Linked DNA regions of Homo sapiens: region 1 is linked to region 2. A link is a loop called in an ENCODE intact Hi-C map of the cell type or tissue named here. Cell type or tissue: ascending aorta. All regions are shown on one strand. Links, peaks and the distances in the headings refer to the core of each region. The heading gives the core; the rest is flanking DNA. Region 1 overlaps ESYT2 (extended synaptotagmin 2). Region 2 overlaps VIPR2 (vasoactive intestinal peptide receptor 2).

Evidence for each region. A loop is a pair of places that touch in the nucleus more often than their neighbours do. Peaks named below come from ENCODE experiments on the same cell type or tissue, not always from the same donor. Only the 100,000 strongest peaks of a DNase experiment are listed, where the experiment ranks them.
Region 1: it touches region 2 in a loop (5-fold over the local background); 3 of 110 quality-filtered maps call a loop at or near these places.

Annotation. Positions count from the first base shown.
Region 1 is chr7:158,779,256-158,794,313 of GRCh38, forward strand. It overlaps ESYT2 (extended synaptotagmin 2), which reads right to left. Exons shown (of 23, transcript NM_001367773.1): 4 at 14,395-14,471; 5 at 9,090-9,162; 6 at 8,749-8,838. Among named protein-coding and RNA genes, the nearest start is that of ESYT2, 43 kb to the right of the region's middle. In ascending aorta, for the core only: no CTCF peak of the experiment used is centred there; a DNase peak (open chromatin) is centred at 4,503; H3K4me3 peaks cover 1,774 bases; H3K27ac peaks cover 6,271 bases.
Region 2 is chr7:159,092,894-159,107,951 of GRCh38, forward strand. VIPR2 (vasoactive intestinal peptide receptor 2) reads right to left here. Exons shown (of 13, transcript NM_003382.5): 4 at 10,864-10,961. Among named protein-coding and RNA genes, the nearest start is that of VIPR2, 44 kb to the right of the region's middle. RefSeq lists an enhancer at 2,736-5,778. In ascending aorta, for the core only: a CTCF peak has its summit at 6,167; DNase peaks (open chromatin) are centred at 4,358, 4,948, 6,108, 6,518 and 3 weaker places; H3K4me3 peaks cover 1,934 bases; H3K27ac peaks cover 7,549 bases.

The DNA of each region.
Region 1 (15,058 bases), core at 4,213-12,212, 310 kb before region 2:
AAGAGAGCCAGGTGTAGTGGCACAAGGATTGCTTGAGCCCAGGAGTGTGAGGCTGTAGTAGTGTGCTCCACTCTATGATTCCTTCTGTGAACAGTCACTGCACTCTAGCCTGGGCAACACAGCAAGACTCCATCTCAAGAAAAAAAGAAGCCAAACAGACACACTTTGAAAATTACATATAAAACTAGGCTAAAAAGTGGGTCTTCAAATTCAGAGTTAGTCCTAGAACTGAGAAAATCATTTATTCTAGTTTCACAGTTAAGTAAACTAAGACCTAGAGGAAGTAATCTTATCTGTAACCTTTTGCCTTTCACAACTAGATAAGCCAAGGACAGAATGAAATCCTCATCTTTTCACTGGACCCACATGGGAAGAAACGACTGATTTTTAAGGACAGCTGTGCAGACGGTGCTGCGGCCCCTTCTGCTCTAAACCGTCCAATCTGCTCCTGTCTCTGATGTGCCTCATCTTGCTCACTGACTTCTCACTTGCTTCTAAGTCTCTCTACGTGGAATGACTGGCAGACAGCCCAGGCCCATATTTGCTTCTATGCCTAGCTACCTTGACTCGGGTATTTGCTTACAGAGGCTATGCAGAGCTTATGAACAAGGGGTTCTTGGCCCTGGGGTGGAGAGGGGCAGTCCTCTGCTACACAACACTGACAATTACAAGACACTTAAGTGGTCAGCATCCAACTTGGTTTCTACCACTAAGGGCAATAGGGGCCCCAGCCCCCATTATTGTGACACCCTAAACATCCATTTCCAAATCTGTCACTCAGAATGACTACCTACGAAAGAGACCATTCAAGAACAAAGTTTCTAAACTTTAAAGTACAATTTGGGAGATTTTAGACAATAAATGTCAATACTAGAAGCATCCCTATCAAAGTTTCCATTTTAATGATAAACTGGCCTTTATTTTCCTCACCAGTAACACGGGAACAATCCCATCCTGTGAGGACTAAGTCAGACAATGCACAGAGGCCACACGCCAGGCTCCAAGCCCACTGCCTGCGACTGCAGTCATCACCTGAGGGCTTCCTTCCCTGGAAATCCCTTTGAGCAATTAAGATCTTTCTCGCCACTATCAAGGACTAGCACATGTGCCACATAAGCATCACAGCGAACATTTACCCTTTTACTTTTGAAGTTCTGTCCCACTTTAATCTCAGATGAGGAACCATCTATAATCAAAGCACAACTGACCAAACATAAACCAAACAAGCAGAGACTATTTCTGACCAATTGTCTTAGAATCATTTCAGAAAAACATTACTTTGTCTAAAACAAAACCTCAAAAAGAATATTAACTATCAACGATGGAGTATTAAAAACACAAAACAAGGAAGTTTTAGTATAAGCTTGTCAGGCAACAGAGGGCATGCCCACGTGGGCCTTGTTGAAAAGACTGAGATACATTTAAGTGCTACTGAAGTTCAGAGAAACTAATCGTCAGGGAGGCAGGAGCAGGAATTGCGGAAGGAAAGGACTCAGCTGGCTTTTGAAAGGAAGAGATTTGAATGCAAGAAAGAAGGCACCAGGCAAAGGGGTCCCCATGTTCAAGGCACTGAAAGGCCTGTCCCTGAGCACAGGGAATGGTGAAGGAGCAAGAGCCAGAGGCTGTAATGACGGAGGGAGCAAGTGGAAAGAGAGAAAGGAAACACGTGTGTATGAGTGAGAATGTGTGTGAGACAAAGAGTGTGAGAGGCTGTGTAAATCTATGTGAGAAAGAGGGACAGAGAACTAATGTGAGAATGAGCGTGAGAAAGAAAATAAGTGTGAGAATATGTGAGGAGTGTGTGAGAACATAAGAGCAAATGTGAGAACAAATGTGAGACACAACATGTCAGAACAAGTACGAGAGAACGAGAACAAGTGTGAAACGAATGTGAGAACAGTGTGAGGTGTGAGGAGTGTGAGAGAACAAATGAGAACAAGTATGAGTGAACAAGTGTGAGAACAGTGTGAGGTGTGTGTAAGAATGAGTGAGAACCAGTGTGAGTGAACAAGTGAGTGAACGAGTGTGAGAACAGTGTGCGGTGTGTGAGAACAACTGTGAGAGTGAACGAGTGTTGAGAACAAAGTGTGAGGTATGTGTAAGAACGAGAACAAGTGTGAGAGTGAACGAGTGTTGAGAACAAAGTGTGAGGTGTGAGTGTAAGAACGAGTGAGAAGTGTGAGTGTGAACAAGTGATTGTGAGAACAAAGTGTGAGAGGTGTGAGTGTGAAACAAGTGAACGAGTGAACGTGTGAGAACAAAGTGTGAGAGGTGTGAGTGTAAGAACGAGAACAAGTGAGTGAACGACTGTGAGAACAAAGTGTGAGAGGTTTGAGTATAAGACCGAGAACAAGTGTGAATGAACGAGTGTGAGAACAAAGTGAGGTGTGTGAAAGAACAAGTGAGAACAAGTGTGAGTGAACGACTGAGAACAAAGTGTCAGAGGTGGGAGTGTAAGAACGAGAACAAATGTGAGTGAACGAGTGAGAACAAAGTGTGAGAGATGTGAGTGTAAGAACGAGAACAAGTGTGAACGAGTGTGAGAACAAAGTGTGAGATGTGAGTGTAATAACGAGAACAAGTGTGTGTGAACAAAGTGAGGTGTAAGTGTAAGAACGAGAACAAGTAAGAACGAGAACAAGTGTGAGTGAACGACAGAACAAAGTGTGAAAGGTATGAGTGTAAGAACGAGAACAAGTGTGAACGAGTGTGAGAACAAAGTGTGAGATGTGTGTAATTACGAGAACAAGTGTGTGAACAAAGTGAGGTGTAAGTGCAAGAACGAGAACAAGTGTGAGTGAACGTGTGAAGTGTGGTGTATGTAAGAACAAATGTGAGTGAACGACAACAAAGTGTGAGGTGTGAGTGTAAGAACGAGAACAAGTGAGTGAACAAGTGTGAGTGTGAGAACAGTGAGGTGTGAGTGTGAAAGAACAAGTGAGAACAAGTGTGAACGTGTGAGAACAGATGTGAGTGTAACAACGAGTGAGAATGAGTGAACAAGTATGAGTGTGAGAACAAAATGTGAGAAATGTGTGAAACAAGTGAACAAGTGTGAGTGAACGAGTGTGAGAACAGTGTGAGGTGTGAGTGTAAGAACGTGAGTGAACGAGTGTGAGAACAAAGTGAGGTAAGAACGAGAACAAGTGAGTGAACGAGTGTGAGAACAAAGTGAGGTGTGAGTGTAAGAACGAGAACAAGTGAGTGAACGAGTGTGAGAACAGTGAGAGGTGTGTGTGAAACAAGTGAGAACAAGTGTGAGTGGAATAGCGAGTGTAAGAAAATGAGTGTGAGAAGCAGCGGGAAAGTGGGAGTGTGAGAACAAAGAATGAGTGTGAAGGAACAAGAGCGTGTGACAAATGAGAACATGTGAAGTGGGTATGTGAGAACAAAGAAGTATTAAAGAACAAGTGTGAGAACAAATGTGAGAATGGGTGTGAAAACGAATCTGCAAGAGAACAAGTGTGAGAATGAGTATGGAAGCTCAAGCATGTGTGAGAACAAGTGTGAAAATGTGTGTCCATGAGAACAAATGTGAGAATGAAACCGTGTGAGAACAAGTCTGTGAGAATGAGTGCGGACAAGTGTGAAAGAACAAGTGAGAGAGAACGAGTGTGTGGGAAGGACAAAATGGGTGTGTGAGACAGGAGGCTCCAAAGCCCAGTCTGAGGTCCACATGAGGGCACCGTGGAGAAGCCACCAGCAGGGCCCGATAAAGGCCTGGCTTTAGAAGGCGCCTTTGGAAAAGCAACTAAAATCAGCGTGCCCCTCCTTCCCCATGGACACGTGCCTCAGGATGCTGGGAGCCTCGCCTCTGGAGGACTGAGCTATTTCAGGAAACTGAAAAGCCAGTGGAACAGGCATTTCCAAAGGACAGGAAGTCACCTCTGAGCTGTTGCGGCTTTTCTACGAGAAGCAGAACGTGTACGGCACTCCAAGATCGGAAAACAATGTCAGGTTTCAACTGGAATGACACAGATGTATCCACGTGTTTCATGAAGCGCACAGATGCCCCTCTTCTCTCTACGTTCCCTAATCCGTTGTGACGGGTGTGGGTAACGTTTACAATTCCAGGGCAGCTGCTTGGCACCTGACCAGTGCTGTATGCCTGGCATCCTGGCTGCATTGAGCTCCACAGTTCAGAACAAGAATCACCTGGGAAGTCTGTTGGAAATACAAACTCAGGGCTCCCACCTTTCTCCAGTTTTTTATTTAGCAGATCTGGGCTGTTGGTAAAGTTCAAAAATGTTTTTCTTATGTTTCTAAGTCCCAGGACTTCTGAGAGCTTCACTTTTGACCACACGGGAGAGCTGACATCCTGAGCCACCAGCCAGCGTGAAACCCCTCCTTCGGGGCAGCTCTGAGGGAGGAGAGGCAGGAGTGGGCTGAACTTGAAGGAAGACGAGATCCCCACAAAACAAGTGAGACGACTCCAGCAAGATCCTAATGAAAGGCCACAGGCCAAGTGTGGGTGAGTCAGAGAACCACAGAGGTGTGCACATCACGTGGTGGCACCTGCATCCCCGGTGTGCAAAGACGACCCCAGGGAGGACACTTCCCATGGGGAGGAGCCCGGGAGGAGGCAGCTGCCACTGTAGAAGGGCACAAAGGAAGCCCCGCCCCACCTTCCACCTTAAGGGACAGAAGCCATGGGGGAGGGAAGCACCTTGAGAACCCACTGCAGCTGGGGAGAGGTCCCTTAAGGACATGGTAGGACAATGTCCCAGGCTGGTAGAGACCTCTATTGCTGGGGCAGGTGCAGACCCTCTCCTGCAAAAGACCCGCCAAAGACACAAGGCACAGGGAGGAGGAGGAGGGTCTCTGGGAGAGCTCTGGCCCCAAGACCCAGGATGGACCAGGACAACAGGAAGCTCCTCTGTACCCCCTCTACTGGGGGTGGGCAAGACTGTCCAAAATAATATAAACATCAAACCACAGATCCCAGAAAGTCGGGGAAAAGAGCAGGATAAATACTGCAAAAACTCCCAGTTACTAACGTGTGGTCTGAGTCTGTGGATGTGCCTGTGGCCCTGACTCTGGAATTCACTGCAGCCTCATCTGCAAGGCTGTTAAGAATGGGCTTCAGGGAGCCCTGTTCAAACACTGCAACCCTCCTACCCCCAGCTGGTCCAGGGGTCGGTATCTGACCCAGCTGGAATGGCTCACAAGCCTGTAATCCCAGTACTCTGGGAGGCCAAAGGGAGAGGCCAAGGATGCAGGAAGACGCAAGGCTTTCTCTGAAGTGCTGGCAGACATGCTATTCCACATGTGGACTGCAGAACCAGATGAAGCTAGTCTCAGAGGGAGAGGAAAGCGAGCAGAGGTGGAGAGAGTCACGAAGGCTTTCGAATTCCTGGTTCCGTTCTGTTCCTGAGACTCAACTGCAGTCCCCTGTACACGTCATGAGACATCAATATATGCTATTTTTATGTTTTAAATAAATTCGTCTCCTTTTTATCCCCATTTGCTTAAAGCACATCAATTTCTGGAGTCCTTGGCTAATAGGATTCAATTTCTTCTCATAACAGAAGACACTGTTTCCATTTTACAGAGGAAGAAATGGAATCTGCGGTTCAAAAGATACCAGCAGCCAGCACCTCCGCATTGGGCTGGAAGACTCCAAAAGTTGGTGGATGAACATGTTTGGAGTAAGCCTAGGACCATTTCTAAGGGAAGTTTTGGGAAAGACCTCCGGGATCCCCTCTAGTCGAGGGATAAATCTCAACAAGACTAAGGACTCTGAAACACCCTAAAACCGTATGCTGCCCAACAACTACCAAGTGAGAAGGATTCCCTATGCACAGCCAAAGGCAAACACCAATTGGTTGAGTTCTTACCAGAACAATTATCCAAGCTTTTCTCCTTACTGATAATTCACCTCTAGTGGCCGGGCACGGTGGCTCACGCCTGTAATCCCAGTACTCTGGGAGGCCAAGGTGGGTGGATCACCTGAGGTCATAAGTTCAAGACCATCCTGGCTGACATGGTGAAACCCCGTCTCTACTAAAAATAGAAAAAAATTAGCCAGGCGTGGTGGTGGGTGCCTGTAATCTCAGCTGCTCTGGAGGCTGAGGCAGGACAATCACTTGAACCCAGGAGGTGGAGGTTGCGGTGAGCCGAGATTGCGCCACTGCACTCCAGCCTGGGTGACAAGAGTGAAACTCCGTCTCAAAATAAATAAATAAATAAATAAATAAATAAATAAATAAATAAATAAATCACCTCCAGTGTCAGGACTAAACCTACATGTAGGAGAAATATTTAATTTCTTAAAATATGAAGACTACTATCTGTTAGGTATTATACTAAGCAGTTTACATTCATTTGGCATTTAATTTTCAGATTTAATTGTGTGAGGTAGGTATTACTGTCCTGACATGTTACAGATGGGAAAACTGAGGCTTAGAGAAGTAAGTTGTTCAAAGGCTACAGTAAGAGAAAGAACTAGGAGTGGAAAACCAGGCTGTCCAACACACACGTCTATCACTTAACCACAGCGCTGTGCTGCCTTCTTCACCTACACTCCAACTTCGTCACCTCAGCAATATTTAGGGTTTTTTTCCTTCAACAAGTTCTACATTATAAAAACTAAACAAGCCAACAAGTAGAAAAATGTATAAAGGTTTCGTAAGGGTTTCTAAATCATCCAAATAGTAGAAAGAAATTTAAAAAACCCACAAAATAAAAACCTTTCTAGAAATATCTTTCACCAGGATGAGGAGGAATTACTTGGCAGCCAGCTGTAACTCTGTTCTCATATTTTCCAGTAAAATAAACTGAAAATTTTCCTTTTCACTGGAGTACGTTTGATGACTTTACTCACCATATAAGGAAATGAGTGACTCTGAACTTCTCAGCCCCATCCTTCTTTTCTGAGCACTAAATTTCATTTGGAAGTTAATACGTTATTTTAAAAGTAAAGTCATCAATGGAAGATCCAAACTAAGTAACAGCACTATTAAATTTTGAAGAAGATTTAAAGATTTGGATTTCGTTACATTCTGAAATGAACTTTTTAAAAAGGTCTTTCTCTAAATTGTTAAAAATGTCCCTGGCTAAAGATGGGTAAGTTAAAAATACTTAGCAATTTGTTAAGATTACTGAGGTTTTTTTGGTCACTAATGAAGTTCGTTTCTTAAACATAGAGGACTTTTAATGACTGGTATGGGAAAAAAAACACATTAATTTTAAATCTTATGAATCTCTTAACTTCCTGAATAGTAAAATTTAATTTTAACAGTAAAATTTGACAGAGATGACCTAGGAGTTTTTGGACGTTCCCATGTTTCGTGTACTTAAAATCGATTCAAAATAAGCCCATTCTTTCAGTAATAAGAAAATCAGAACAATTATTTTATTCATAACAGAAAGTGATGACACTTAATTCTTTTGTTTTTATACAGAAAAAGTACAAGCTGTAGTAAACTTAGTTTATGTCAGGTGTAGATAAACCCGTATTTTAAAAGCCAAATGACAATTTTTAATCAGTTATTTGAATCAAATTATATGAATTAATATTCCTACTTTAAATTACAAATGATGTTGAAGGTACTTCCATAAAGGACTCATCAATGGCACATCTTGCATCATTCATTTGCCAGACTCTAAGGAGACAGTTATGATCCTTGCTTTCAAAGAGCTAACAATAACTGTGCAGAAATTGCTGAAACAAAAGGGGCGAAGAAAGTTTCACAAAAGTGAAACAAAAGGGGTGAAGAAAGCCTTCTGCGGCAAAGAAAAAGGCACAGGGAGGTAGTGGCGAGGTGTGGGCTGATACAGACAACCATATGGGCAGTGTGCACCTGGAGAAGATGACCAGGAGCACAATGAACACGGAGGGCAGCAAAGGGAGACGCTGGACAGAGGCTGCAGGAGCCCAGGGAAGGAGGAAGGAGTTTGTCTGGTGGGAGTAACAGTTCTGTTGTCTTGGTTTTGTGGGAAATAACAAATAGTATTAACTACTGTAAAACAGCAGCAACAACAACACAGTATACGTTCCACATCCCTAATCTAAAAATCCAAAATGCTTCAATATAAGAAACTTTTTGAGTACTAGCATCATGCTCAAAGGAAATACTCACTGGAGTCTAACGCAAATATTACAAAACCTGAAACAAATCTGGTCCCAAGCATCTCCGATAACATTCAACCTGTATATAAAACTGTGTGTACAGTTCATTAAACACACCCCAAAAGAGGAAGGAGATGCATGCTAATGACAGCAGCCCTTATCTCTGGAAGGGAGAAGAGGGAGGTTTACAGATGAGTCTTCTCAACAAAGTGTTCAGGAACATGAGCTCTGTATCAGACTAAACTGGATCTGTATACAGGCTCTTATTAATTGTGTGACTTGGAAAAATAAGACTTTCAAAATCTCAGTTTCTGAACAGTAAGAGAAAACAATGTTAACATTTAGCTTTAGAGTCATGAGGATTAAATGAGCAAATATCTATAAATCATATTCAGTGAGGTGGTGAATAAAATGTGAGCTAAGACCCACCCTTCTGAAGAAGTCCATGTTTCCAAATTTTTGTAACATTTTTATAATCAGGAAAGAGAGCTGTTTATCAAGAGATAAGCTCTCAGTTAAGGCACAAAGAAATACAAAAAACTCCCACAGGATTCACACAACAGAAAGGGACAACGGTGAGTTGATAAAATTTTGTTTCTCCACTTTATATATTCTTCCACGGGTATGTATTTTTGCCACCAAATGGGAAAATAAAAATGAAATAAATATTGACTTACTGGTTTCCTAAGGAAGAAGATAGACAAAGCTCCAACTAAGGGCATATCTCCAATCAACGGTTCCAGGATCACCCGCATGGTACCATGAATCTAAACTCAAACAGGAAACCAAAATATGTAATAGAAAACATTCTGCAGGGCCGCTTAACGCAAGGAGTTTGCATGCGAATCTTAGTAACTTTTGAGCATGTGACTTCTTATTTATCTCAACTATGACCTACAGCTAAAAACTGAACGTCAAAAAAATTCCAAGCTAAAAAAACTTCCTAATTTTATTTTTGAATACAGCTTAGAGAACTTTAGAAAACTGTCAAATTAAAACAAAAAAACAAAAAACTTACCTGGATACTTTTCACACCAGCTCTACAAAAATATCGTTTGATCTCCAAATCAATCTCACAATTTCCTACAAAACTAACAAAAAATTCTGCATTACATGATGTAAGTGAAATGAACTATTCTCTTAATCATTATAGACCTGCAAGATGTATAATCTGAATAAAATGATAGTAAAGCAACCAAATCAGATTGTAGGTAAAAACCCTAAAATGTGGCCCATCAAATTATAGTATTTTACTGCTCCAGGTGTGCAGGCTGTTATCAGATCCAACACTGCTATGACGTTGGGAGGAATACTCTCAATCAATCAATCAATGGCTGTGGTTGTTGTTGGTCTTATATATAAAACACTTAACTAAATATAAATGTCCATGTTCAAAAGAAGATGCGAATAACAAACTGCAACTTCTGAAGCAGTCTTTTGATGCAATGTAGTTTTCTTACCTTATAAATCTGATGTTTAAACATTAAAAAGTTTAATTTTATTTCACACAAATAAATTTCACACCTTGCTTCCCAATCATGATAAATCTCACAGTGCCCTAGGCCTCTATAACATCAAAGACTAGAAACAGTGTATCTGTTTGGGGCCTCAATTTTACTCAATGATTAAGTCATTTCAAATATTAATATGAAACAAACATAATGCTAAAGGCAAGATTTGCACCTGTTTTTAATATAAACATGAAATGTCAAATACTTTTTCCATGGGTTAGTGTAGGACCTGAACCCAACCCTTGGCTCTTGGAGGTAGGATGTCACACTCCTACCTGACAATGTTTGTTGGTAAGTTTGATAAATGCTAGAAAGGGAATGTCTAAGCAGATAAGCAAAATAGTAACAAAAGGAATCTGGGATAAGTTTCTTCCAATATTTATTGTCCTGGTGTTAAAGCCAATACCTACAGATTCCTCTCATTGAGAATTACTCTCTACCTAGTTGGTAAAATCACCACTAACCTGTTGCGAAACTATTAAAAAAACTTTCCTTTTCTTCATTCTATGACTTGATCATTTTCTTTTCTTTTTTTTTGAGATGGAGTCTCGCTCTGTTGCCGAGGCTGGAGTACAGTGGTGCAATGATGACTCACTGCAACGGCCGCTATCTGGGTTCAGGTGATTCTCCTGCCTCAGCCTTCCGAGTAGCTGGGATTACAGGTGTGTGCCACTACGCTAATTAATTTTTGTATTTTTAGTAGAGATGGGGTTTCACCATGTTGGCCAAGGTGGTCTTGAAATCCTAACCTCAAGGGATCCACCCACCTGGGCCTTTCAAACTGCTGGAATTAACAGGCATGAGCCACCGCACCTGGCCTGGATCATTTTATTTTCTAATACTTTTCAATTACTCCTTCCCTATCTCTACTGCCTGCCAATTTGGTTAAAGTGCTTGTCTGGAACTCACAACAAAGCAGAATGCATATTTGTTCAGAGACATAAATCTGAGCAGGATACTTGGCATATGTTACGGCAGCTAACCATGAAACCAGACTGATGCGTATTTGTTCAGAGACGTAAATGTGAGCAGGATACTTGGCATATGTTATGGCAGCTAACCATGAAACCAGACTGCACCTTCAAAATGGCATCCACTGACTGATGGACTCAAACTCGCTCGGTGCTGGGGACACTGGACAACAGCACAAGGCTCCGACCCTCACGAAGCCTGGTATCAGCCCAGTGGGGAGAGTCCTCCTGGGGGCGGAGCGTCCTCCTGGGGGCGGAGCGTCCTCCTGGGGCACTGCCTGACCCGAGACATACGTGGGCCTCCTCCTTTATTCCACTGATGACAATGGTGTTTGCCCTAGCACCAAATATTTTAAAGAGGCAGATTTTTCCATATTAAAGAAAGTCTATGCTTCTTTCTGAAATAAAGGTAACTTGGTACCAACTTTGTACATTCACTATATTTAAATACTTTGTAAACTCAAAGATGATCATTTTAATAAAATGATCCTTAGTAAAGGATCAAAAACAGCACACAACTCTGAGTTGCTAGACACTACATGGTTGTTCTGAGTGCACAGTACTCACTGGGCACCACACACAGCGTGTTGTGAGGCCCCACGTGGAGCAGGAAGCCCTGAGCAAGCTCAAGGAAGAATGAGGATGAAGGACAAGAGAAGCCCGCTTTTAAGCCACAGCTGCATCACTGCCCTCCAGCCCGGGTGACAGAGCGAGACCCTATGGGGGGTGTGGGGGGAAGGAAGCCCATTTTTATTATGCTAGGCATGGCAGTTGGCAGATCTTCAATTTCTGTTTTTTTCCAATGTAAAACACTGTATTAAAATACACAAAAATTTGGCTGGGCATGGTGGCTCATGCCTGTAATCCTAGCACTTTGGGAGGCCGAGGCAGGCGGATCACTTGAGGTCAGGAGTTTTAGACCAGCCTGGCCAACAAGGTGGAAACCTTGTCTCTACTAAAAGCATAAAAATTAGTCAGGCATGGTGGCATGTGCCTGTAATCCCAGCTACTCAGGAGGCTGAGGCAGGAGAATTGCTTGAATCCAGGAGGCGGAGGTTGCAGTGAGCCAAGATCGTGCCATTGCACTCCAGCCTGGACAACAGAGTGAGACTCTGTCTCAAAATAAATAAATGAATTAATTAACACCCCAAAAATCTACCCTCATAATCATTTTTAAGTGTACAACTCAGTGGTACTAAACACATCCATAACGTGCAACCATCACCACCATCCGTCTCCGGACCATTTTTCAACTTGCAAAACGAACACTCTCCCCCCATTAAACACTAACTCCCCATTCCTTCTGCTCCCAGGCCCTGGCAACCACCATTCCGCTTCTGTCTATGAGTTTGACTCCCCCAGAAACCTCACACAAGTGCAATTATGCAGACGCTGTCCCTTTGTGTCTGGCTTGTTTCCTTCAGCATAAGGTCCTCAAGGTCCAGCATGTGGCGGCCTGGAGCAGGAGTCCCGTGTTTCTAAGGTGTACAGGCCACATTCTGCTTATCCATTCATCGGCCCACGCATCCTTGGGCTGCTTCCGCCTTGTAGCTATTGTAAAAAATGCTGCTAAGAATGTGGGTGTGCAAATATCTGCTCAAGTCCCGGCTTTCAATTCTTTCGGGTATGTACACAGAGGCGGGATTTCTGGATCACATGGTAATTTTATGTTTAAGGTTTTGAGGAACTGTTTCCACAGCAGCTGTACCATTTCACATTTCTACCAACAGTGCACAAAGGTTCCAATTTCTCCACATCTCACCAACACCTGTTATTTTCTGGGTTTCTTTTGACAGTAGCCTTTCTAATAGGTGTTAGGTGGTATTTCATTACGGTCTAGATTTGCATTTTCCTAATGGTTAGTGATGGTCAGTATCTTTCCATGTGCTTCCTAGCCATTTCTGTATCATCCCTGGAGAAATGTCTGTTCAAGTTCTTTCCACATTTTTGAATAGGGCTGTTTGGTTGTTCTGTTGTTGAATTTCAGGAGTTCTCTATATATCCTGGATGATGACTGCTTATCGGATTCATGATTATAGGGACTGCATTAAATCTGGGATTGCTTTAGGTAGTAGTAACATCTTAACAATATTAAGTCTTCTAATCCATTAAGGTAGAATGTTTTTCTATTTATTTGTATCTTCTTTGATTTCTTTCAGCAATATTTTAGTTTTCTCCTCCTTAGTTTATTCCTAAGTATTTTATTCTTTTTGATTCTATTACAAATGAAATTGTTTCCTTCATTTTCTTTTGGGATTGTTAATTGTTAGTGTATAAAAATGCAATTGATTTTAGTGTGTTCACTTTGTATCCGGCTACTTTCCTGAATTTATTTCTTAGTTCCACGAGTTCTTTTTTTTTTTTTTTTGGTGGGATCTTTAGGGTTTTCTACATATGAGATCATCTCAACTGTAAACAAAGATTAATTCCTTCCCCTGGGTGCAGTCGCTCACGCCTGTGATCCCAGAGCTTCGGGAGGCCAAGGTGAGTGGATCACTTGAGCCCAGGAGTTCGAGACTAGCCTGAGAAACATGGTGAAACCCCATCTCTACAAAAAAAAAATAAAAAAATTAGCCACACGTGGTGGCATGCACCTGTAGTCTCAGCTACTCGGCAGGCTGAGGTGAGAGGATCGCTTGATTCTGGGAGGTCGAAGCTGCAGTGAGCCAAGACTGCGCCACTGCACTCCAGCCTGAGTGATAAGGCAAGACCCTGTGTCAAAAACAAAAAAAAAACCAACCAAACAAAAACACACATACATATATATAAATATATATATATAATGTCTTTCTTCCTTTCCAGCCTGGGTGCCCTTTATTTCTTTCTCTTGCCTAACTGCTCCAACTAGAACTCACAATATTGTGTTGAAGAGAAGTAGTGAAAGAGGGCATTCTTGCAGTGTTCCTGATTTTAAAGAAAAAGCTTTCAGTTTTTAACCACTGAGTATAACGTGGGGTTTTTTTTTTTTTTTTTTTTTTGAGATGGAGTCTCGCTCTGTCCCCCAGGCTGGAGCGCAGTGGCATGATCTCGGCTCACTGCAAGCTCCGCCTCCCAGGTTCACACCACTCTCCTGCCTCAGCCTCCCGAGTAGCTGGGACTACAGGCGCCCACCACCACGCCTGGCTAATTTTTTGTATTTTTAGTAGAGACGGGGTTTCACCATGTTAGCCACGATGGTCCTGATCTCCTGACCTCGTGATCCGCCCGCCTCGGCCTTCCAAATTGCTGGGATTACAGGCATGAGCCACCACGCCCGGCCCACTGAGTATGTTAACTGTGGGGTTTTCTTATATGGTTTTTATTATGTTGAGTTAGTTTCCTTCTATTCCTAGTTCATTCAGTGTTTTTATCATGAAAGGGTATTGAATTTTGTTAAATGCTTTTTCTCCATCAACTGAGATAATCACGATTTGGTTTTTTCCTTCCTTTTAATGTGGTGTGTTACATCGACAAATTTTTGTATGCTGAATTATCTTTGCATTCTGGGAATAAATCCTACTTGGTCATGGTGTAAAATCTTTTTAATATGCTGCCGAATTCAGTTTGCTAGTATTTTGTTAAGGATTTTATCAATGTTCATAAAGAATATTGGTCCATAGTTTTCTTTTTTTGCAGTGTCTTTAACTTCTTATTTAACATATTTTATGAATGGCAATGATCAAGGCTGTTAGAAACTGAGACCCAGAAGGTAAATAATATTTGGATGTCTAACAAGAATTTAGTCGAATTCCAATCAACAGCAGGTAAGACGTGTGCTCACTGTATCCTCCACCTTACAGGTACAGCTAAGTGACATTACACGCCATTAACCATAACACAAATATAACAAATAAAAACTTACCTAATCTGAAGGTCCAAAATAATTTGCCTTTTGTCTACATTTTCAGTGTATACCTTAACACCATTGATCCTGAGGGGCTGAAATAAGAAGTAGCTTATTTTAAGATACAGAGGTTAAAAAAAAAAATCAAACCGTGTAACATACCATAGAGACAAACAGAACAAGCTTTAAATTTCAGACTACAACAGGAATTAAAATTCTGCCTTCATAACAGAGTGTGGCTTGATTTTCAGCTATTTAACACCTGTTCCTCACCTTCCTCCCGTGAGCTGCAGAAAACAAGGGCCTCTGTTTCATAAGATTACTGTGAAATTAGGTGACAAAATAAATGTCAAGACAGCAGTGCATGCCTTGCCCACAGCAGTTAATAAGCACTGGGTATGATTGCTGTTGTCAGCACATGTAACAATACGTATGTGCTCTTTTCAAGCTTCTTACTCTCGTCTCTTCACATCTAACTTGACCCTTTCCCTCTACTCCATCCTTACTACCATGTTTGAAACATAACTTCCTTTCATTTATTCTTTATGTCTCATAATTTTTCATTTCTTAAGACTTTCACGCCCAGGCGTGGCCGCTCAGGTCTGTAATTCCAACACTTTGGGATACCAAGGCAGAGGACTGCTTGAAGCCAGAAGGTTTAAACCAGCCTGGGCAACATGGT
Region 2 (15,058 bases), core at 2,682-10,681:
GAGCTGCCAGCAAGAGCAGCCTCCCTTCTGCTCTCAAGACTCAGGCCTTGGGAACAAGGCTGTGACTGTTGTTACCCACACACGCATGTGAGTGTGCAGCCTCTCCGGGGAGAGTGGGTGACCTGGGGGAGTCAAGGCAGGTGGAACAAGCCATCCACTTCTGCACTGGTGCCGTCCACTCAGAGAACCCGTCTAGCAGCGGAGATGCTGCTCCCAAGCTGAGAGATGTGGTCCTGCGGGGGCTGGTGGGGGCAGAAGACATTTCCTCAAGACACTGGCAGTTACTGGAGGAAGGTGAGAGGTAAACGTCATTATATTTTTAAAAACACTGTAGACTTTGAGAACTTTGTGTGCTCATTTACTTTTCCTTAGGTTGAGACTGAAAACGTCAACACAGGAGGCTGGTCTCGTCCATCTTCTCAGAGGTCATCCTTCAGGGAAATGGGAAACTCAGACCAACCGTGTTTTAAGAAGCGTCCTTTAGTAGAAGTCAGGGCAGGCACCGCGGCTCCACGCTTACTTTCGAGGGTGCTGGCGGGTGTGGCTGGAGCTCACTCTCACTGCCGGAAGTGAGGAGCCTCTCCAACTCACTCAGGGGAGATTTTTAAAAATAGTCTTATTTCTCACAAAAATAACCACTTCCCTGGGCTGAAAACTCCCCTGGAGTCTGTCAGTGCAGAGCAGCGCTGGGCTCAGGATCCGAGATGGGAGCGAGGAGCTGTTCCACCCACAACAAGCAGGTGCCCACAGCGTCCCTGGGTCCAGACATGGAAGACCCCACAGCGTCCCTGGGTTCGGAGATGGGAGACCCCGCAGCGTCCCTGGGTCCGGACATGGGAGACCCCGCAGCGTCCCTGGGTCCGGAGATGGGAGACCCCGCAGCGTCCCTGGGTCCGGACAGGGGAGAGGCCCTGCAGCGTCCCTGGGTCCGGACATGGGAGAGGCCCCGCAGTGTCCCTGAGTCTCCTGGACAGCGGCCACCCCATGCCCAGTGCTGACGGGCGCCCCTCGTGACTCCCTCTTTCAGGGCTGGTGGTCATGTCTGCGTGATGGAAAGGGAGCAGGAAGCTGAAGGGTAGGATGGGGAACAGGCTCACATCTGTGATGGGAAAGTCTGCCTTGACCTCTCAAGGAAAGGCTCAATTTTTAGGGGAATGATTTCCAAATCATTTAAGAGGCCCCAAGAGGAGAGATGCAGAGGAGGGGATGGTCTCTCACTGCAGCCCTGGTCTCATTCTCCACAGGGGAGGCTCCTCCCCTCTGCTCCATCCCCATGGGAGCCAGGGCCTCGCCTCTGCCATCTGGGATGTGAAACCTGTGGCTTCACTTCCAGACTCAGCAGAGGAAGAGGCCACGGGGTCTCTGATGAGCACGTGGAATCTTGCCCCTTAAATCTTGCTGTCTGAGGAATGGGGACATCATTTAGACACAGGCCAGAGAGTGCCCAAGGCCCAAGGAAAGTTGAGCCCATGGCTGCTTCTGACATCAGCCACTAGCTAAGCTCAGCCCTCAGGAGCCCTTGGAGCCCCTGACCCGTCAGCCAGGGCTGGCACTCAGGAACCAGAGCTGCTGGGAGGCCCAGGTCGTGGCCACGTGCACAGGCACCGGAGACATCCTTGGGTGGCCTCCTGTTCCTCCTCTGAATAAGGGCTGGTTTCCCAGAGAAGAGTGTGCACTGCTGTTACCCCAAGTGAGCCTGCGGTGATAATTGCAGTGTGATTTTGCAGCTTCTTTGCAGGGTGGCATCCGGCTCTGGTGGTGACGTTTTAAAGACGAAGATCCTGCGTGTACACGGCTGTGAGGCAGACAGCCCGTAATCAGTGCGACTCCATGCCGTGCCACACACCTTATTTTAAGCCACGTGTTTCCTTTATGGTATGTCCAAGTTAGAGGGAGAACTTATTTTCTTTTAAAATCCAAACATGACATTTCTGAAGTATAGAAACAGAGACATTTGGAGCTTTTTATCCCATTGAGACCTAGTTCATGCACAGAGTTTAGGATTAAAAAAGGCAACTGACCTAGGAAGTGGGGGCCTTTGCTTTGCTAGCAAATATTTGTACTTTGCTTTAAAACATGTGCCTGGCAGATCTCCTGAACCTAGTCCCAAGGAGACATCAGATAGACCCCAGCAAAGCCACTTCGTGAAATGAGAGGGCTGAGGTCTCTGAGGGCATCACGGCCACAAAGATGGAGAGGGGCTAGGGAGAGTTCCAGATTAAAGCCGGGGAGCCACCACAACCACACACAGCGCACTATCCTGGCCTGGAGTCTATGAAATCGGAGCCGAGACAGCAAATCATATGACAGCATTAGTGAAAATGGGACATTTCCTAAATTTGATGACACTACTGAAGAGATTTAAGAGACCAGCCCTGCTTTTAGGGGATTCCTAACATTTAAGGGGTGAAAAGGCGTGTGTGCAAGTGACTGTGTGCTGCACACACCCAGTGTGAGGGCCGGGCAAATGCTCACAGCCGGTGACAGGGCTCACAGTCGGGGAACCTGGCCCTGTTCTTGCAACTAACTTCAAAACAGCTGCTAAGAAAGATACAGCAGAGAGAATGTGACAACTGAGTTTCCTCTTTGTACTGACAAAGTCTGGGGTTCAAAGGCAAAGCACGTATAAATTTAAGTGGTTTTTTTAGTACTTAAAATTTGATTTTTGTAAATATAAAACCAATATATTCTTATTTTTGAAAAAGCAGAAAATAGAGCAAAAGGACTATTAAGAGGGAGAACAGGAGTGTCACCGGAAGCCCCAGACTCAAGGCCCTGCTGTTCTGCCCCCTTGGCCGTTATCCAGCCCACGGTGGTCTCCACGAGCCCCTGCTCCTGTCCAGGCTCCAAATCACATCGACATGACAGTTGGTGCCGACCTGACAGGCAGTAGGTGAATCCCTTCAAAACTCTTCCTTCTCTCTTTTTTTTTTAAGTCTTTAACAGACCTCCCTAGAACCCTGAAATTTGGGTTTCCACACTTTCTTCAATACAGTTGTTTCTGAGGACCATAAATGCTGAGTCCTGAAGCATGTGCTGTGTGTCCTGGAGGGGCCAGTGTGGTGTGTGGTGTATGATCTGGAGGCTCCCCGGGGGCTCCTGGCAACAAGCTGCAGGACGCACACCTTCTCAGAACCAGCGCCCCTGCCCCACCCACCTGTGGAGCCCAAGAGCCAGCTGCTGGGTGCCCAAGCTGAACATCTGCCGCCCACATACAGACCTCCCCTTAAGGGGAGCAGCAGGGAGGCTGGACCCTTCCCCAGAGCACAATGCCGGAGGTCCCACCCAAGGCTGCCCAAGCCCAAAGACAGGCCTCCTATCCATCGAGGCCCGGAGAGTTTCAACCCCTGCCTGGGGCCACACACTCCTTCATGCAGAGCCTGGTGTGCAGACCCTGCTGCCTTGGATGGTCCATCCTGGGTCAGGCACGTACCTCCCCTCCTCCGGCATCGGCCAGCTCCATGCCCAGAAGCGCCTGGCGCACCGCTGTGTTTCCTACAGGTCCGCTGCCCTGTGCTGCACATCATCCTGGTGTGCTCCTCCATCCTTCCACCTTCCTGATCATGTGGACCTCTAATTCCTTCACCTTCATCTCCCTCCCATTAGGAGAATCTTCCCTAGCGGATTCCTTTAGAACTTAAAGAACTTGGAGACCCAATCGCCATCCCCAGGCACCAGCGTATCTGTGCATTTCCTTCTTAACCTCCTTCCCTGGTCCCGTATCTCCTTTGGCCCTGAAAAGACTCATCCATTTATTTGGAAAGTATTAAGCATCACATGCACAGGTTAAAACTAAACAGCAGAAAAGTGCTCATAATCCTGTCTGGTTGTGCCAGGTGACAGCTGAATGATTTCTGCCTGTGGCCAGATTTCTGCCCCTGCCTGAGGTCAGTCTCGTGGCCCCCGCAGCAGCCACAGGCCCAGCTCTTGTCCCGGCCCACCTCGGGATGCTTCCGCCGTACTGTGTCCATGGCTGAGACCACCCTCTCTGTGGCCGCCTTGCTGTCCCCGTTCCCATCACTCGATGAGCCAATGCCCTCGTGGCTGGCATTGAGCTTGGCACCTGCTGGGCCTGAGGACCATGAGGGGAGGCTTCCTTCAGAAAAGCTGCTGCTCTCAGAGGTGATTTGGGGCAGGCCGCTCTGGGGGTCTCTGGCAGGCTCCTCCTGGCACCCTGGGAGGCTGGTGTGTCCTTGCAGGGTTGCAGGAGGGTTGGCGGGATGATCAGATGGTGCCTCCCACAAAGGCATCTGCAGTGCCAGCTGCTGTGATCTTTGTCACCAGGGATGGGAGCCCTGGGGAGTGAAGTTTGCCATCAGTGGGAACGAGTCACTGCGGTGGCCTGAGTGCTGGAGGAGGGCAGAGGCTTATTTTTAGGGATGTGGCGTAACACGGAAGAAATGTGTGCACTTGAAGCATGGGGAGGCCGAAATGCCAAACAGTTCTCTTGGCTAAATTTAGCAGACGTGCTCTTTATGTAAGAACGGAGTTAACCAGTATGTAACACAGAAGACTTACGGGAGCCGGCCCCCTCGCGTGCCCACCACGGTGTGCTGCTGAGGCCATTCCCGGGAACGCCACACTCCGCCCTGGCCACCTCCACCACAGAAGCAATGGCAGGGCTGTGAGTGCCCAGGGTGTTAGAGATTCTACTGCCTTGCCCCTGCCTGACCCTGACTCAAGGAGGGAGGCCCCCACTCTGTGCTCTTTCATCAGTGCCCAAGATGAAATCCAAATCACCAAGGAGAATTCCCACTCCTTTTGGGCTTTTGACACAACGTATGCTTTTCAGTGCCTTGTTTCAAGAAACAGGCTTGAAGAGGCACCTTTCAGAAGCTGAGCAGCAATTGTAGCCAGTTGGGACACACAGACCAAGATTTCTGGGTCTGATCCCAGGAGTGGGATAGGGCGGGCAACAGGGCTTTGTGCAAAGTCACTCAGCCATCGGTGAGTGACAGCTGGGTGGGTTCTCAGGCCTGGACTGCTGAGGCCAAGGCTTCTGGCCTCTCGTGTAAGGATTCCAGGCTCTGACTCCAACTGGCACCAGCTGGGAACGTGCTGGAAAGGCAGGGTCTCAGCCCCCACACAGACCCACTGGGCCAGAGCCCGCACCACGATCAGTCCCAGGAGCTCCTCCGTGGCCTCTTGGAAGCCTGAGCCCTGCCGGGGCAAGCGGAATCCCCAGCCTCACACCAGCCCGGCCACTGCCGCTCCCGTCCTCTGCCTGAGCTGTTCTGTTTTCCACGCAGTGGGAACCCCGGCCCCCATCCATCAGCACAGAAGAGTTGTGATGGGATGAAGGGCAGGGCAGGGCAGGGCCGGGTGGTCGGGCCCCAGCACACGGCTCGGGGAGCCTCCCACACTTGGTGATCCCGAGCCCTCAGTCTGCTGGTGGTGGTGCTCGAGAACTGTGGCTTACAGTGCGGGTGGGCAAGCGGAGAGGAGCAGCTGTGGAGGGCAAGGACTGGGGCCATTGCTCCTTGATACACTGTGGATGAAACCCTTTACTCAGTGAAGACCTAAGACTCCCCCAGGCCTGAAAGCTGGTCTTGGCAGGAAGAGGACACAGACGGGAAGACCTTGGACAGGGAGACTGATCCCTGGCTGGCTTATCTGCTTCAGGATCTGACTGCAGCAGGTGAGACCCCAAATAAAGGCCCAGACCATGGCCACGGCTGGTGCGGCCCCTTGGGCTCCAGGTCCAGATGAGATGCAGCTGCTCAGCAGTGCCCAGGGCTGCCCTAGAGCCCTCTGGTCCGCAGAGCCCTTCTCCTCCCAGGGGCTCCCACACCCACATCTCTGCTGATTCCCTCACACATGTAGCCAAGTCTGTGGCTTCTGTGGAGGCTAATTTTTTTTCTCGAATTTAATTAATTTCGAAAACAATAAACAATAATGATTGCACACACAACACCCAGGGCAGACTTTGGCCCTGTGCAAGCAGGAAACACAACTAAAAATGTGAATCTGGGAAGCAAGTGGGCCTGATGGGACGAAGCGTGAGCTCCGGGCAGGAGAAACTCTGTTCAGTTCAGCTCCCAGGCAGCCCTGCGCTCGCCGGTGGGCAGAGCCGGCCCAGGACCGTGCATGTCCACCCCGTGGCTGCCTGGGGCCTGTTCTGGTGCTTGCAGCCTCCAGAGCCGCCTGTGCTATGTGCTGTTGCTTCGTCTTGGAAGCGAGTCCCTAAACCAACCAAGTATTCAAAGTATTCAACGAGCAGAAACTGCAACAGGAAGAAAAATTATTCATTTTGGTTTTGTGCCATCCTTTTCTTTGCTTTCTCACTTTAAAATATTTTGACTTTCTAATCCCTTAGCAGTGAATATGCACTTATAATATTTGCAGAATCTCTGAAATGTTTAATTAAGAAGAAAAATAGTTCTTCAGACTAAACAGCAAAGCATCAGGGGATCACAGAGCCACTATGCTCACGCAGGCAGGGTTTACTTACAGGCCTCGATGAAGGACCAGTGGACCCAGAAGAGCTTGCCACGTGTCCCTGGGATGCCTCACAGGGTGTGCCCAGGAGGAGACAGGAGATAAGGAGCTTGGGCATGACTCTGTGGGCTGACATTGCCACAGCAGGCGGCGGCTGTCACTGCCTCCCAGATCCACATCACTCTTTATAACCCAGGCTGGGGCTCAGAAAGGAGGTTCCCAGGGAATGCTTATTGAATAAAGGAAGGAGAGAATGAACGACGGAGCCTGCACATACGGGGCTCTGGGTGACGCTGCTGGGGGCCTTGGTCTCTGCTCTTCACCAGCACCTCTGTCCTAATGTCTCCCAGGCACAGTTGCCGGCTAGGTGCAGACGAAGATGAAGACTCAGAGGTGGTGCCTCCAACACACCGGGGATCCCACCTGGACCTTGAAATCCCCCCCAGGCCACAGAAGCCCCTGAGACCCCTGGCTGCTCCCTTTCCTATGGAAGCCTGGGGCAGATGGTATTATCACTGCTGTGATCTCACACACCAGAGCCGCTGTCAGCCATGGTGTGTGATGACAGAGGCCGCAATGTTCCCCCTCTCCCTGGCTGAGCTGGGTGCAGCCATGCGCCCCAGGATCCTCCCTGAGGACCTTCCTCAAGGGCTCACAGCCATGCGTGCTGGAGCTGGGCCCCCAACACTCAACTCAGTCTTCTCTCAACTCCACTGGATGCCATGGGGGACAGCGCATCTTAGACGGGCCCACAGGTCAATGTGGTCCCCAGCCAGGCGACTCCTGCAGGTGCCTTCAACCCACTCAGGGAGGGCGGTGGGGCCAGGAGCTGTCCCGACCAGATGGCAACAAGCAGACTGCATGGGAATCAGACTACCAGGGCCTGGCTGTGGCTGCTCACCAGTGGGGAGCACACCTCACCACTCCCCTAAGCCTCAGCTTCTCCATCCATGCAGTGAGTTGTTTTCAAGCCTAACTAAAGTAACACAGTGACAGTGGGCTCACAGTAACACCTGCCAATGCCAGCCAGCACCACCTTATCCACTGAACACAATGACAGTGGGTTCACAGTAACACCCGCCAATGCCAGCCAGCACCACCTTATCCACTGAACACAGTGACAGTGGGCTCACAGTAACACCTGCCCATGCCAGCCAGCACCACCTTATCTGCTGAACACAATGACAGTGGGTTCACAGTAACACCTGCCAATGCCAGCCAGCACCACCTTATCCACTAGCCACGTGATATGGTTTTCCTGTGTCCCCGCCCAAATCTCATATTGAATTGTAGCTCCCATAATTCCGACATGTGGGAGGGACCCAGTGGGAGGTAACTGAATCATGCAGGCCGTTCCCCTGACTGTTCTTGTGGTAGTGAACGGGTCTCACGAGATCCGATGAGGCGGTTCCGACTGTTCCTGTGATAGTGAACGGGTCTCAGATCCGACGAGGCGGTTCCCCCAACTGTTCCTGTGATAGTGAACGGGTCTCACGAGATCTGACGAGGCTGTTCCCCCGACTGTTCCTGTGATAGTGAATGGGTCTCACGAGATCCGACAAGGCCGTTCCCCCGACTGTTCCTGTGGTAGTGAACGGGTCTCACGAGATCCGATGAGGCGGTTCCGACTGTTCCTGTGATAGTGAACGGGTCTCACGAGATCCGACGAGGCGGTTCTGACTGTTCCCGTGGTAGTGAACTGGTCTCACGAGATCCGACAAGGCCGTTCCCCCGACTGTTCCTGTGGTAGTGAACGGGTCTCACGAGATCCGACGAGGCGGTTCCGACTGTTCCTGTGGTAGTGAATGAGTCTCATGAGATCCGACGAGGCCGTTCCCCCGACTGTTCCTGTGATAGTGAACGGGTCTCACGAGATCCGACGAGGCCGTTCCCCCGACTGTTCCTGTGATAGTGAACGGGTCTCACGAGATCCGATGAGGCGGTTCCCCCGACTGTTCCTGTGATAGTGAACGGGTCTCACGAGATCCGACGAGGCGGTTCCCCTGACTGTTCCTGTGGTAGTGAACGGGTCTCACGAGATCCGACGAGGCGGTTCCGACCGTTCCTGTGGTAGTGAACGGGTCTCACGAGATCCGACGAGGCGGTTCCGACTGTTCCTGTGGTAGTGAATGAGTCTCACGAGATCCGACAAGGCCGTTCCCCCGACCGTTCCTGTGGTAGTGAACGGGTCTCACGAGATCCGACGAGGCGGTTCCCCTGACTGTTCCTGTGGTAGTGAACGGGTCTCACGAGATCCGACGAGGCGGTTCCGACCGTTCCTGTGGTAGTGAACGGGTCTCACGAGATCCGACGAGGCCGTTCCCCCGACTGTTCCTGTGGTAGTGAACGGGTCTCACGAGATCCGACGAGGCGGTTCCGACTGTTCCTGTGGTAGTGAATGAGTCTCACGAGATCCGACGAGGCGGTTCCGACTGTTCCTGTGACAGTGAACGGGTCTCACGAGATCCGACGAGGCCGTTCCCCCGACCGTTCCTGTGGTAGTGAACGGGTCTCACGAGATCCGACGAGGCGGTTCCCACTGTTCCTGTGGTAGTGAACGGGTCTCACGAGATCCGACGAGGCGGTTCCAACTGTTCCTGTGGTAGTGAATGAGTCTCACGAGATCCGACGAGGTGGTTCCGACTGTTCCTGTGGTAGTGAATGAGTCTCACGAGATCCGACGAGGCAGTTCCGACTGTTCCTGTGATAGTGAACGGGTCTCACGAGATCCGACGAGGCCATTCCCCCGACCGTTCCTGTGGTAGTGAACTGGTCTCACGAGATCCGACAAGGCCGTTCCCCCGACTGTTCCTGTGGTAGTGAACGGGTCTCACGAGATCCGACGAGGCGGTTCCAACTGTTCCTGTGATAGTGAACGGGTCTCAGAAGATCCGATGAGGCGGTTCCGACTGTTCCTGTGATAGTGAATGGGTCTCACGAGATCTGATGGTTTGATAAGGGGTTTCCCTTTTCGCTTGACTCTGATTCTCTCTTTCACCTGCTGCCATGTAGGATGTGCCTTGCACCTTCTGCCATGATTTTGAGGCCTCCTCAGCCACACGGAACTGTGAGTCCATCAAAGCTCTGTTTCTTATAAATTACCCAATCTCAGATACGTCTTTATCAGCAGTGTGATAATGACCCATATACCATGGGTCAGGAGTTTTACCTTCCAATCGTTGGGATATTGGTTACTGTATAAGATACTTCCTTTCCTAGGGTTTAATAATTTGGCGGAGAAAGAACTGGCTTAGAGTTGTGAATCTTAGAGAAGTGAGCAAAGGAGGCCTCTGTAAGAAAGTTGGGCTCATTCTCCCAAGAGGCAGCCAGGCAGCATTGCCACCATCCCCTGGGGGCCCAGAGGGCAGAAGCCACACCTCCAGGAGGGGCAGGCGGAGCAGGGTCAGGGCAGGAGGTGATCGGCCCACAAGCTGATGGTTTTGCCCGGAATGCTGTGGGCTTGTAGGAGAACATTTGCATGTGGGGAGCGCGATACTTCCCAGGGCTCCTTAGAGCAGCCTCCAATGTATCCCCTGCCTCCTGCCTTGCCCTGTGCAGGGAGCACACTCTGCACACACCTCTGGCTGCAGGTTGCTATGGTGCCCGCCACCCACACGGTGCTGCCAGGGCTGCCGGCAAGGATGGAGGTCTGTCTGGTGATAAACCACAGGCAGACGTAGCACAGAGTGAGCCCTCAGGAGAAGCAGCTGTCTGAGGCAGAGCTGGGGAAGTTTGCACGGATGGACCAGAGCAGAGCTTAAGGCCACACATCCCACACTCGGGAGAAACATCCTCATTACTGAAAGATCACAGCCCTGCAGAAGGGTTCACAGTGGACATAACACCCAAGAGCTCCAGATCACTGCAGCAAGTTTGTGCAGCCCGGATTGGGGGGTCCCCAACTCATCCTGGGACCCCTGCTCCCAGACACCTCTTGGCGGAGGACAAGCTGGGTCTCTTAGTTGAAAAGACACCCTAATTGTGATCACATCTCCTGCTGCAGGCTCAGGGCTCAGGAAACCATGGCGCTGACTTCTCAATGCCCCAGAATGTGGCAAAATCTTAAATGGGACAAGAAATCCAAATGCAGAAAGGGCATGCTCTCCAGGACTCATCTGAAAAGTAACTTTCGGGCAGGCGGGGCCACTCTCAGGTTCTCCTCACCATCTCCCAGACACATACACAGCAGGTCAAGAAAACCGGCCTTTCCCTGCCTGCAAAATGACGGAACAATCAAACAATCCCAAGTGCCAGCAGCAGAACGGAAACAGGGACTTCGCTTAACTTGGAAAGCAGAAAGTAGCATTGGTACTCAGAGGATTATTTAGGGGAAAAATCTACATAATTCTTGCAGGGCAGGAGGGGGCTTCTGGTGCAGTGTTAGGAAGTGGAACCTCACCACCGTAGCACCACGCAGGAGCCTACCTTGCTCTCATCCTCCGGGTCGCTGTAGCCACAGGCATCGACGAAATCTGGGAACGTCTCTGACCATCCGTCACTCGTACAGTTTTTGCTTATGTTTCCTGGAAAGTGAAGTTCAGATATTTTATCTGCAAGTCCATGAAAACTGGCCTTAGAAGGGACCTTAGTCCGTGCTGAGCCCGTGCTCTATTAAAATGCTTCCCACACCCAGGGGTCAGCTAGGAGACAGGACTGCCACTCAAAAAACCTTCCTTGCCCTCCTAGTCCATGTGACCTGGACAGCAGGTCACCTCTCGGGGCCGGTGGGTCCTGAGATGTGAGTGAACGCACTGTGTCATAAGTCATAATTACCGCAACTGTAAGTGTAGTTCTTTTGGGGCAGAATGAAAATTCTTAACAGACTCTTAGGTTCTGCCACCATAAGTGATATTTATAGCCAAGCCCTGGCCATCCTGGAGCCAGGAGCCCAGCCTGCCCCAGTTCCTGACAGCACCCTCCCTCCTCCCGGCCAGGCCCTCACCACCGACAGTGACCGGGTACCCCGCCTGCTCCAGTTCTGGGCAGCACCCTCCCTCCTCCCGGCCAGCACCCTCGCCACTGACGGTGACCAGATGCCCCACTGCTCCAGTTCCCAACAGCACGACAGTGACCAGGTGTCCCGCCTGCTCCAGTTCCCGACAGCACCCTCCCTCCTCCTGGCCAGCACCCTTGCCACTGATGGTGACCAGGTGCCCAGTCCAGTTCCTGACAGCACCCTACCTCCTCCTGGCAGCACCCTCCCTCCTCCCAGCAATGCCCTCCCTCCTCCCAGCCAGGCCCTCACCACCGATGGTGACCGGGTACCCCACCTGCTCCAGTTCCTGGCAGCACTCTCCCTCCTCCCGACAGCACCCTCCCTCCTCCCAGCAACACCCTCCCTCCTCCTGACAGCACCCTCCCTCCTTCCAGCCAGGCCCTCACCACCGACGGTGACTGGGTGCCCCACCCAGTTCCTGACAGCACCCTCTCTCCTCCCAGCCAGCACCCTTGCCACCGATGGTGACCGGGTGCCCGGCCTGCCCCAGTTCCTGACAGTATCCTCCCTCCTCCTGGCCAGGCCCTCACCACCAACGGTGACCTGGTGCCTGGCCTGCCCCAGTTCCTGACAGCACCTTCCCTCCTCCTGGCCAGGCCCTCATCACCAACCGTGACCCAGTAGGGCAGGCTCCATTTGGCCACTGGTGTTGGAAGAAAGGATGGCGGAATTACAGTTTAATTGTAGGAAACCAAGGCAGTTGTTCCCTTACAATCTCATCTTTTGCGCCTACGGAACTAAAATCATATGTAAGCTCAGAAATTCAATGTTCCTTGTATTTGTGTGTGTCCTTAGCAGATGGCCACACAGAACAGTAAGTGATAAAGCTCTCGAAGGTGTCCGAGCCGTAAGAATAAAACCAGGCACTGAACGCCGTGCCAGCCTTGCCCCGAGCATGGCTGCATGGTGTTAGGGTCACCCCCACAGCAGAGCCCAGGAGGCCGGACCCCTCCATGCACTCCTGGCACAGCCAGAGCGGAGCCCCTGTCTCCCTGCCTGGGTGACTGGAAGGGTCTGGGGCTTTGGATTTAGCAAATATTTTCACTCCCGTGACTTTTTAATTTCAAGACAACCCTGCAAGACAGACTTGGTGGGCGCTGCTGTTCCCATTTTACAGAAGGGGAAAACAAGGCTTTGAAGACTCAGTAGTTTGAGTGGGGTGCGTGCATGATTCTTGTCCTGCAGTGATGAGAGGCAGAGAGAGGGCCGGGCCAGGCTCTGGCTGTACTGGGGAGGAGTGGGGTGGGAGACTGGTCTCAGCAAGGCCTCAGGGCTGGCCCTGCCCACTGGCACCCCGACACCATCACCAATCAGGGGCTCTGACTACAAGGCCCACACCTCACACAGGGAGCCCCAGCAGGGTCTGGGGGCCTCTTAGCTGCAGAGACCCCATACACGGTAGAGGCAAAACAGAGCCCTAAAGCAGGCAAGCCTCCTAGAGACCTGGTCCCACGGCCCCATTGTGCAGACAAGGAGACAGGTCCACAAAGATAAATAATGTGCCCATCACAGACTCAGGAACAGCACTCATAATAGTTATTATAATAATACTAGTCATGTGGTAGTGGCCACTACGACTCACTGAGCCCTCAGGAATGCCGGGCTCTGTGCTTGCATCAACCCAGTTAATCCTGACACCACAGGAGGCAGCTCTCCAATTAATCTCAGAGATGAGACGGCCAAGGCTGAGGAAGTCGTGTCACTTGCCCAAAGTCACACTGGTGAGCGATGGGCCAAGCGCCACACCTGACAGCCTGGCTCTCACCTGAGCAGGGCACCTGCAGGCCCCTATCCTGAGCCTGGAAGCCAGGACCTCGGTGGGAGCTGAGCCTGTCACTCATCCTCTGCGAGGTGCAGCCTTTTCTCCTTCCTACGGGAGATCAGTGTTTACCAATCCAAAGAAGATGCTGAAATAAAACTCCACAAACTAAGTCAGAAAGTCATTCTATGAAGTGCAGATTCCCTCACAGGTTCTTTATCCTTTCTGACTTCTCACTCCTGAGACACATGGGGCAGATGTGGAAGGACAGGAAATGACTGAGGTGGCAACCTGCAGAGAGATCAGGGAGGTACAGAGAGACCAGGGAGGGGCAGAGAGAGGCCAGGGAGGGGCAGAGAGGCCAGGGAGGGGCAGAGAGAGGCCAGGAAGGGGCAGAGAGAGGCCGGGGAGGGGCAGAGAGAGGCCAAGGAGGGGCAGAGAGAGGCCAAGGAGGGGCAGAGAGAGGCCAGGGAGGGGCAGAGAGAGGCCAGGGAGGGGCACAGAGAGGCCAGGTAGGTGCTGAGAGAGGCCGGGAAGGGGCAGAAAGGCCAGGGAGGGGCAGAGAGAGGCCAGGGAGGGGCAGAGAGGCCAGGGAGGGGCAGAGAGGCCAGGGAGGGGCAGAGAGGCCAGGGAAGGGCAGAGAGAGGCCAGGGAGGGGCAGAGAGAGGCTGGGTAGGGGCAGAGAGGCCGGGGAGGTAGAGAGAGAGGCCGGGGAGGTACAGAGAGAGGCCGGGGAGATGCAGAGAGAGGCCAGGGAGGCACACAGAGGCCAGGGAGGGGCAGAGAGATCAGGGAGGTGCAGAAAGAGGCCAGGGAGGTGCAGAAAGAGGCCAGGGAGGTGCAGAGAGATCAGGGAGGTACAGAGAGAGGCCAGGGAGGTGCAGAGAGAGGCCATCCAGGGGCAGAGAGGCCAGGGAGGTGCAGAGAAAGGTTGTGGGGGGTGGGAGCACACTCTCGCCCACTTGCAGGATGACGAATACTTGAAGGCCTCCCTTAGGGCTTCAGTGCTTCTCAGCGACTATTCCAAGCCCCATGAGCCTACATCATCCTCCACTGGGGGATGTGCTGATGCCCCTTTAAAGGATCAGAACCACACCTGGCCCTACACCTGTGCTGGATGGGCGGCTGAGCTGCTGCCCTGGGTCTGGCTAAAACAGTGCCATGCAGAATTGGCAGGTGGGCACCAGGAGCAACTGGAAACACAGAAAGCAAGTCAAGGGAGAAAGGTCAGCACACAGCTGTCGGAGCTGCCTCCTGGCCCCTGAGCATGGGGCATGAACAGCAGCTGCTCACAGAAGGCTGTCCTCCCAGTGATGAGTCCTCGTGCCTCTCACCCTGGCTCCCTGCTTCCTTTGTTCCCCTCTATGCAGACAGTTGGCTCATTGCCTCCTGGAGGGGATGGGGGCAGGAAATGTCTGAAGCACCTAATCCTCACAGCTTTCCCCAAGCAGCAGTGGTGAAGTCCAGCCCGGGTGGGAAGAGGACTTGCATCCCGGGTCCCACTGCTGCAGGGCAGGGTTAGGACCTGGGGAAGGAGCTGCCCGCTGCTTCTGGAACCGCTGCAGGGCAGGGTTAGGACCTGAAGGAGCTGCCCGCTGCTTCTGGAACTGCTGCAGGGCAGGGTTAGGACCCGGGGAAGGAGCTGCCCACTGCTTCTGGAGCTGCTGCAGGGCAGGGGTTAGGACCTGGAGAAGGAGCTGCCCACTGCTTCTGGACAGGGCCCAGGGTCCCGCCTGGCACAGAGACACAGGGCGCCAGTGTGCTGGTCACTGTGATGATGCACAGTGCCGGACACACGTGATGATGCCCAGAGGCCACCTGCCTAGCATAGGACAGACAGCCCCCAAACCTCCCACCTGCTGGAA